Linked DNA regions of Homo sapiens: region 1 is linked to region 2. A link is a loop called in an ENCODE intact Hi-C map of the cell type or tissue named here. Cell type or tissue: lower leg skin. All regions are shown on one strand. Each heading gives the region's core, and the rest is flanking DNA. Links, peaks and the distances in the headings are about the cores only.

Region 1 (5,392 bases), core at 71-5,070, 530 kb before region 2:
ATCATGGGAACCCCCTGGATTTGTAGCCAATTGGTCAGATGAGTGGGTGGTTTGGGGACTTCATTTGTGGATGGCATCTAAATTAAGGAAAGACTTGTTGAGGACTGTGTCTTTTAACTTGTGGCATCTGTGCTAATTTTGGGAGGCTAGCGCCAGAACTGAATTGCAATAAACCAGTTGGAGTGGGTGTCAAAAAAAATGCCATACTTAAAATACTTTCAAAGGAGCCAATGTCTTTTCTGCCTGTTCACTGCTCTGTCCCCAAAACCAAGAGCAGTGCTTGTTACAATAATCTCTCAATATTTGTCAAATTAATCAGTTACATTATTCTTACTGTACATCAATTGTCTTCTGGAACTGAATTGATTCCTCTGGTCTTCCCGTTCTAGATGTCTGAATTGTTTTCTAGGTCAGCTCCTTCCTCCCTTTTCTTCCCACTTTTTCTTGGATCTTATGCTGTTTCTTTCTTGGATTTCACTTTTTTGTTTCTTGAAGTCCATCATCAAATTTTTTTCTTTTGATTTTAACTTTGCTTTGTTTTGGTGTAAGATACGTAGTAGACTTCAGAAAGAGTTTATTAGGAGTTAACTCCCTTCATGACATAAAACCTATTTTTCTAAATACTTAAATAGTCTGGCATTTAGTGTAAAATGTAGTTTAAAATAACATTCCCTGAGAATTGTGATGTCATTGACCCACCATCTTGCGGTAATTTTTACTGATGAGTAGTCAAACATCAATCTGGTTCTTTGTTGACAATCTGTTATGTCATTCCGAAAAAGAAAAAAATCTTTATCACTTTCTCTGTATTTTAGATTTGAAAATTGTATAAGGGGGAATATATTCTAGAGTGCTCATTGTCTTGACAAACTTACTTGGGGATATCATGACCAGGAATAGACAAGCAGATGACTCTACAACACGCTGAAATAAGAAATGCTTTCTTGTATGTGACAGATCTTCTGTCACATACAACTTCTGGGAGTTCTAAATCTCCCAAGGAAGATCATCTACTTAAGAAAAATATCTGGTTTTGGATGAAGTGCAAATACCACAGATTCTAATTTCTTTGTGTAGGAGGCTGAAGGGCTGGGAAAGAACTTGGAAAAGGAGGTTTGACCAAATTGTTCCGTGTATATTCCCTTGATTAATCTCTGTAGCTGCTTACTTGTGGTACTTGCTGTTTTCTGGACTTGTGGACACAGAGTTTGGAACCTCTCTGCAGCTAGAAAACACTGTCCCACATCACCTACAGCCTTCCTCTGGAGTATGTGCTGGGTCTGGCTTCCTCTATCCTTGTTTATTTTATAGTATTAGCCTATGCTTTTTTTCATATAATTGTAAGATATCTTCTCTAATGATGAAAAACCACCCTTCTCCCATTTCTCAAGAGGTATGTATGCACATACCCGTGTGTACATATTATATCTCATGTTAATTAGATTAAATTAAACATAGCTAAACATTTTCTAATTTGTAGAAATTAGAGTGCATAGCTAAATATTTTCTGATTTTATCTCTTGAACTAGAAATTCAGAAAACTCTATTTCTGGTTGTAATTTTCTGATATACAAGTTATTTCCCATTCTTACATTTATATCATATTTCATATTTCCTTATTAATATTTAAGTTTATTTTGTTTATGTCTGTAATGTAGCAGAGAGAAAAACATGTTTCCATCTAAGAGTCTATAAGGGTACAACAAAAATATGAACCAGTAATTTTTTTTCATCAGAAAACTTTTTCATTTCATCTTTGATTGGAATTATTACCTTTAGACTTGTTGAATGTGAAATGCTTCAATGCATCCTGCTTTTGTTATATATTTAATCACTTAGTGATACATTTTTATGTGGCCTAAGACCTTTTACTTTCAATGCCATTGAGCCATTTGTATTGTATAATAACTAACAATAATAACAGACATTTGCAAAATATTTTAATAGCTGACATTATATACTAACAGATTAATACTAGATATCCACATAATAAAGTTATATATAAGATCTGAAAAATGTTTAGACTATTAAAAACAATATCATATTGTATATGGTTAAACAATAAAAATAGAAATGAGTCTAATTCCATATTTCTAAATCAAAGGGTTGCTTTATTTTTATAATAGGCCTTCAAAATATACCCTAAATATTTTCTTCTCTCAAGTATACTTACAGGTTCCATGTTATAGCTATCAACTCTACAATCTTCTACAACTTCTGCCTTATCTTGTTTCAAAACCTTTAATTTCTACTTTTCCATGAAATAACCATTTTTTTTTTGACCATTTTCTGAGGTACAGGGATAGCTATCTCTCAAACAAATGTTGCTGCTATCAACCCATCGAGGCAAGAACAGTCAGTGTAATTTAGTTTGTCACTCCATTTTGAAATTTCCTACAGGAGTTAAAAGGCATTACATAGTATAAATTTATGTTTATGGGGACATAAAACATAAACATGTAATTGTGACACCAATAAAATAAAGGGAGATTGAACTGTAAAGAAGTAGAGTTCCTGTATGGAACTGAAGCTAAATTAGTATCAATATAAAAGAAATTGTTATAACTTCAGGATTTTTTTAATGTAATTCCCATAATAACCACATTGAAAATATCTATAGAATAACAAAAATAAACTGATTGGGTAATCGAAAAAGGTCTCTACAAAGAAATCAACTAAACTCAAAGGAAGGCAGTAAGGGAGGAAATGGAGGAGGAGAAGCTATAAGACAAGGAGAAAAGAAATAACAAAATGGCAATAGTAAGTCCATCCCCACCAGTAATTTCTTTAAATGCAAATGGATTAAACTTTCCAGTCAAAAGACATGGATTGGAAAAATACATTTTTTAAAGGATACAACTATATGCTGTCTACCAAAGACTCACTTTAGATATAAGAACACACATAGGTTAAAAGTGAAAGGATAGAAAAAGATATTCTATGCAAATAGTTACCAAAAAAAAGCAGGGTGGCTATACTAATACTATAAATATTATATAAAGTGGGCTTTCAGTTAAACATGGTTGCCAGATACATTGTATAAGACAAAAAGTGAATTTACCACGAAGATATAACAATGATAAAATATTAATCTATGTGACAACCACTGAGCTTCTAACTATATGAAACAAACATTGACAACATGGAAGGAAGAAATAGACAGCTGGAAAATAACAGTACAAGTAATTATAAAACATTTAATACCCCACTTCAATACCCCACTTTAAACAATCAGACAAAGAACAATAAAGTTATACAGAACACTCCAACCAACAATGACAGATTATACATTTTTTTCAAAAGTACATTGAACATTTTACGGGATAGGCCATATATTAGTCACAAATAAGTCTTAATAAATTTCGAAAACACTTGAATTCACACAGCATCTTTTCTGATCTCAATGGAGTGAAACCAGAAATCAATAGCAGAAGGAAAACTAGAAAATCCAGAAATTAAACCACATACTCTTTAAAAACCAATAGTTCAGAGAAGAAACCACAAGGAAAACTTAGTATATCTTGAAACAAATGTAAATGAAATCACAACATACAAAAACTTATGCAATGCAGCAAAAGCAGTACTAATAAAAAAATTATAGCTGCAAAAACCAGCATATCATATTCAAACTTTAAAAAAAAAGAATGTTAAAAAAAAGAAAAAAATTACCTTACCTAGAGAAACAAGGATAACAATCACAGGAAAATTCTTACATATTCTTTATTATAAGATGCAAGACAGTTTTAGTTGACAGTGGACTTAGTTGTATATTGTTAACTCTAGTGCAACTACAAAAAAAAAGGAAAATAGAAAAAAAGTATGACTATACACTAAGAAATAGAGAAAAAATATGTAAAATGCTCAAATAAACAACAAAAGGTAGAAAAAGAGGGAAGACAAAGGTAAGAACAATGAACAAAGCCAATATACAAAAAATAATAATAAATATGGTAGATATTAATCCAACTACATTGTCGATACACTGATACAAATTGATCATTGTCGATACACTCATACAATAATAATTTTGCAAATAAAATGTCTAAATTCACCAGTTGAAAGAAAGATTGTCACAGTGAATTAAAAAAAAGACCTGGCCAGGCATGGTGGCTCACGCCTATAATCCCAGCACTTTGGGAGGCTGAGGCGGGTGGATCACGAGGCCAGGAGATGGAGACCATCCTGGCTAACAAGGTGAAATCCCGTCTCTACTAAAAATACAAAAATTAGCCAGGCGTGGTGGCAGGCACCTGTAGTCCCAGCTACTGGGGAGGCTGAAGCAGGAGAATGGGGTCAACCCAGGAGGTGGAGCTTACAGTTAGCCGAGATTGCACCATTGCACTCCAGCCTGGGCAACAGAGCAAGACTCCATCAAAAAAAAAAAAAAAAAAAAAAGACCTAACCACTTTGGGAGGCCAAAGCGTGCAGATCATGAGGTCAGGAGATCGAGACCATCCTGGCTAACACAGTGAAACCCCGTCTCTACTAAAAATGTAAAAATTTAGCTGGGGTGGTGGTGGGTGCCTGTAGTCCTAGCTACTCCAGAGGCTGAGGCAGGAGAATGGCGTGAACCTGGGCAGCAGAGCTTTCAGTGAGCCAAGATCGCGCCACTGCACTCCATCTTGGGTGACAGAGCGAGACTCTGTCTCAAAAAAAAAAAAAAGAAAAAAGACCTAACCTAACTGCTTATTGTCTACAAGAAGCCCACTTTAAATATGAAGACACATGTAAATTAAAGGCAAATGGATGGAGAATTATACATCATGCAACCACTGATCAAAAGAAAGTGAAAGTAACTATAAACATTCTAAACAGAAAATAATCAAAGTAAGGAAATTTATCAGATTAAGTGGTGCATAATAATGATAAAGGAGTCAGTTCTCCAAAAAGACATAATAATCCTTAATGTATATGCACTTAACAACAGAGCATCAAAATATATAAGGCAAAAACTGATAGAACAGCAAAGAGAAATAAATAAATCCACTATTGTTGTTGCAGATTTCAGCACCCTTCTAACAGACGTAGACAGATTCAGCAGGCAGAAAACCTGTTAAGGACATGATTGAATTCAATAGCACTCATAAACAACTAGATTTAAAATACTATCCAACAACAGAAGAATATGTCTTCTCAAGCTCGCATGGAACATTTACCAAGACAGACCACATTCTAAACATAAGACATACTTTAACATTTTAAGAATAGGAATTATACAACATCTGTTCTCAGACCACAATAAAATTATACTAAAATTTAATAACAAAAAAGAGATCAAAAGTTCTAAAATACTGAAGATTAAACAACACACTTCTAAATAACACATGGATCAAAGAAGAAATCTCAAGATTTTTAAAAACTTTGATCTAAGAAAAAACAAAAATATAACTTT
Region 2 (5,392 bases), core at 273-5,272:
GTCTATCTATCCCTTTAGTTCAATAGACCCCAATAACTCTAAAGGGTGAGCTAGACCCCAGTATATCTCTGGGTGATGCAAGGTTGGATGCACATATATTTACAATTGTTGTATTCTTTTTCTGAATTGATTGGTTTATTATTAGAATACAGTCTCCTTATCACTTACACCTTTTGACTTGAAGTGTATTTTGTGTGATATAAGTATAGCTACTACTGCTTACTTTTGGTTTCTATTTGCATGAAATACCATCCCTTCACTTTCAGTCTATGTGTGTCTTTAGAGGCGAGGTGAGTTTCTTGCAGGTAGCATATAGTTATGTCTTGATTTTTTATACATTCACTCAGTTTATATTTTTTAATGAATTTATTTTGTTTTAATTCAAGGTAATTATTGATAGGTGAGGACTTACTCTTGTCATTTTTTGGTTCCTTTTCTGCTTTTTTTTGGTACATCCTTTACTTTTATTGTTTGTTTTTGCAATTGGATGGTTTTCTATAGTGAAAATGTTTAATTCCTTTCTTTTTCTCCATTGTGTATTGGCTCTTCCAGTGAATTTTGTAGTTTTGCATGTTTTCATAATGGTGGTTATCATCTTTTCCTTCCAGATGCAAGACTCCCTTGAGCATTTCTCTTAACGCCAGTCTCTTGGTAATGAATTCTTTTAGTTTTTGCTTGTTTGTAAAATATTTTATTTCTCCTTCATTTCTGAAGGATAGCTTTTCTGGATGTAATGTTCTCGGCTGCCAGTTTTTTTTTCTTTCAATATTTTGAATATATCATTCCAGCCCCTCCTGGTCTGTGAGGTTTCTGTGAGAAATCCACTGTTAGTCTAATGGGAATTTCCTTATATGTGACTTGATACATTTCACTTGCTATTTGTAGAAGTCTTTATCTTTGACTTTTGATAATTAGACTATAATTATAATCTCCGTCTCCATTGCTGGAGATGGAAATGGAGCCCAGTGCCTTGGAGAGTACCTGTTTGGATTGACTCTATTTGGGGTTCTTTGCAATTCCTGTATCTGCATGTCCATCTCACCCACAAAATGGGAATTTTTCAGCTATTGTTTTATTAAATATGTTTTTTTAGAACTTTCCTTTCTCCTCTTCCTCAGGAGTGCCCCTAATGTGAACATTTGTTTGTATAATTGTGTTCCATAAATCTTGTAGGCTTTCTTGATTCTTTTTTATACATTTTTATTTATCTGTGTTACTTCAAAAGACTTGTCTTCAAGTTTAGAAATTCCATCTTTGCTTTGTCTACTCCATTGTTGAAGCTCTCAATTTTATATTTTATTTCCTAATTGAATTATTCAACTCTAGGATTTGTTTAGTTTTTTGTGACTTGTGACTTTTATCTCTTTGTTAAATTTCTCATTCAAATTAGGAAACATTTTCCTGATTTCATTGAATTGCCTATCTATATTCTCTTACATACCACTGAGTCTCCTTCAGGTTATTATTTTGAATTCCTTTTCTAGCATTTGGTATATTTCCTTATGATAAAGGTCTATTACTGGAGAATTATTATATAGTAGTAGAGAGGTCTCTCTCTACTCCCCCACTATACTCAGTGCTCTCCCTTTTATTCTCCAGGCAAATCTTAGCTATTTATTCGTTGTGTTGGTCTTTTCTTGTGGAGGAAATGAACACCAGGCATCTCTGGTCAGCTCCCCTTGACTCTTTGTGCCTCCTTTTTTGAACAGGAATACCTTCAGAGGTTGCCCTGTGCCTGTGACATCTTGATTGTCAGGTATGTAGGGGATGAACAGCTTGTCTCTTTAATTTCACAGTTCAAGAAGAATTGCAAATTCAGGAGTCATACTTAAAGAACTCTATCCAGGAAGCCTCACACTCACCTGGACCTGACTTAGATTATGAGAATCTGGACTTTGAGCTGATAATCAGACAATACCAAGCAGTAGCAAAAATTGTAAGAACATTTATGCAGTTTTTGTTCAAGAAAATTTTTATTTTTTGTGCTTACTTGACGTGTAATAATTGTATATATTTTAGGATACAGAGTAATATTCAAAATATGTAATGTATAATAATCAAGTCATGGCAATTAGCATATCTATCACCTCAAACATTTATCATTTCTGTGTGTTGGGAACATTCCCTTCTTCTAGCTATTTAAAAATATACAGTAAGTTATTGTTAATTATGGTTACCCTGCAGTGCTATTACACACCAGAGCCTCTTCCTCCCATCTAGCTATAATTTTGTATTGATTAACCAAACTGTCCATATCCTTCCCTCCACCCTAACCTACCAAGCCTCTAATAACCACAATTCTACTGTCTACTTCTATACTCTCAGCTTTTGTAGCACCCATGTATGAGTAAGAATATGCGGTATTTATTTTTCTGTGCCTGATTTATTTCATTTAACAAAATGTCCACTGAACTCACCCATTTTGCTATGAATGACAGGAATTCATTTTTTATGGCTGAATAGTATGCCTTTGTGTGTATATCCATTCCACTGTTGATGGACACTTAGGCTGATTCCATATCTTGGCTGTTGTGAACAGTGCTGCAATACACATGGGGGTACAGATATCACTTAAGACATTTTTGAGGAAAAAATGCCAAAACTTGGCAAAATTAAAAGTATTCATACCCTACAACCTTAGCCATTTTACTTGTTCATAGGGAAACTCACATAGGAACATAAATAAACATGTATAATGATATTCATTGTAATATTGTTTATGGGGTACTAAAGTCATCAACCTAGAGGCCATCATTAAAATAATGAATAACTAAAATATAGCATAGACATTTAATAGATGACGAATATAGCAGTGAGAAAAAGCTAGAGGTTTACAAACAACAATATTATTAAATATTTTAAAAAGTAGGGCTGAGTAACCAAAAAAAGTCCAGGACCAGATGGATTCACAGCCGAATTCTACCAGAGGTACGAAGAGGAGCTGGTACCGTTCCTTCTGAAACTATTCCAATCGATAGAAAAAGAGGGAATCCTCCCTAACTCATTTTATGAGACCAGCATCATCCTGATACCAAAGCCCGGCAGAGACACAACAAAAAAGAATTTTAGACCAATATCCCTGATGAACATCGACATGAAAATCCTCAATAAAATACTGGCAAACCGAATCCAGCAGCACATCAAAAAGCTTATCCACCATGATCAAGTTGGCTTGATCCCTGGGATGCAAGGCTGGTTCAACATATGCAAAACAATAAACATAATCCATCATATAAACAGAACCAATGATAAAAACCACATGATTATCTCAATAGATGCAGAAAAGGTCTTTGACAAAATTCAACAGCCCTTCATGCTAAAAACTCTCAATAAATTAGGTATTGATGGAATATATCTCAAAATAATGGCAGCTATTTATGACAAACCCACAGCCAGTATCATACTGAATGGGCAAAAACTGGAAGCATTCCCTTTGAAAACTTGCACAAGGCAAGGATGCTCTCTCTCACCTCTCCTATTCAACATAGTGTTGGAAGTTCTGGCCAGGGCAATCAGGCAGGAGAAGGAAATAAAGGGTATTCAGTTAGGAAAAGAGGAATTCAAATTGTCCCTGTTTGCAGATGACATGATTGTATATCTAGAAAACCCCGTCGTCTCAGCCCAAAATCTCCTTAATCTGATAAGCAGCTTCAGTAAAGTCTCAGGATACAAAATAAATGTGCAAAAATCACAAGCATTCTTATACACCAATAACAGACAAACAGAGAGCCAAATCTTGAGTGAACTCCCATTCACCATTGCTACAAAGAGAATAAAATACCTAGGAATCCAACTTACAAGGGACGTGAAGGACCTCTTCAAGGAGAACTATAAACCACTGCTCAAGGAAATAAAAGAGGACACAAACAAATGGAAAAACATTCCATGCTCATGGATAGGAAGAATCAATATCGTGAAAATGGCCATACTGCCCAAAGTAATTTATAGATTCAATGCCGTCCCCATCAAGCGACCAACGACTTTCTTCACAGAATTGGAAAAAACTACTTTGAAGTTCATATGGAACCAAAAAAGAGCCTGCATTGCCAAGACAATCCTAAGCAAAAAGAACAAAGCTGGAGACCTCACACTACCTGACTTCAAACTGTACTACAAGGCTACAGTAATCAAAACAGCATGGTACTGGTAGCAAAACAGATACATAGACCAATGGAACAGAATAGAGGCCTCAGAAATAACACCACATATCTACAACCATCTGATCTTTGACAAACCTGACGAAAACAAGCAATGGGGAAAGGATTCCCTATTTAATAAATGTTGCTGGGAAAACTGGCTAGCCATATGTAGAAAGCTGAAACTGGATCCCTTCCTTACACCTTATACAAATATTAGTTCAAGATGGATTAAAGACTTAAATGTAAGACCTAAAATCATAAAAACCCTAGAAGAAAACCTAGGCAATACCATTCAGGACATAGGCATAGGCAAAGACTTCATGACTAAAACACCAAAAGCAATGGTAACAAAAGCCAAAATAGACAAATGGGATCTAATTAAACTAAAGAGCTTCTGCATAGCAAAAGAAACTACTGTCAGAGTGAACAGGCAACCTACAGAATGGGAGAACATTTTTGCAATCTACCCATCTGACAAAGTGCTAATATCCAGAATCTACAAAGAACTAAACAAATTTACAAGAGAAAACCCCATCAAAAAGCGGGCAAAGGATACGATCAGACACTTCTCAAAAGTAGACATTTATTCAGCCAACAGACACATGAAAAAATGCTCATCATCACCGGCCATCAGAGAAATGCAAATCAAAACCACAATGAGATACCATCTCATGCCAGTTAGAATGGCAATCATTAAAAAGTCAGGAAACAACAGGTGCTGAAGAGGATGTGGAGAAATAGGAAAGCTTTTACAGTGTTGGTGGGAGTATAAATTAGTTCAACCACTGTGGAAGACAGTGTGGTAATTCCTCAAGGATCTAGAACTAGAAATACCATTTGACTCAGCAATCCTATTACTAGGTATATACCTAAAGGATAATAAATCATGCTACTATAAAGACACATGCACACGTATGTTTATTGCGGCACTATTCACAATAGCAAAGACTTGGAACCAACCCAAATGCCCATCAATGATAGACTGGATTAAGTAAATGTGGCACATATACACCATGGAATACTATGCAGCCATAAAAAAGGATGAGTTCATGTCCTTTGCAGGGACATGGATGAAGCTCAGCAAGCTATCACAAGGACAGAAAACCAAACACTGCATGTTCTCACTCATAAGTTGGAATTGAACAATGAGAACACTAGGACACAGGAAGGAGAACATCACACACCGGGGCCTGTCGTAGGGTGGGAGGCTGGGGGAGGAATAGCATTAGGAGAAATATTTAAATGATGAGTTG

The links. Hi-C counts contacts between places; a loop is a spot of excess contacts. Peaks named below come from ENCODE experiments on the same cell type or tissue, not always from the same donor. Only the 100,000 strongest peaks of a DNase experiment are listed, where the experiment ranks them.
Region 1: a loop joins it to region 2, with 23 times the contacts of the local background. A loop is called at or near these places in 2 of 110 quality-filtered maps.

Annotation. Positions count from the first base shown.
Region 1 is chr10:81,395,231-81,400,622 of GRCh38, reverse strand. No RefSeq gene overlaps it. Among named protein-coding and RNA genes, the nearest start is that of NRG3, 480 kb to the left of the region's middle. In lower leg skin, for the core only: no CTCF peak of the experiment used is centred there; no DNase peak of the experiment used is centred there.
Region 2 is chr10:80,865,322-80,870,713 of GRCh38, reverse strand. No RefSeq gene overlaps it. Among named protein-coding and RNA genes, the nearest start is that of LINC02655, 220 kb to the right of the region's middle. In lower leg skin, for the core only: no CTCF peak of the experiment used is centred there; no DNase peak of the experiment used is centred there.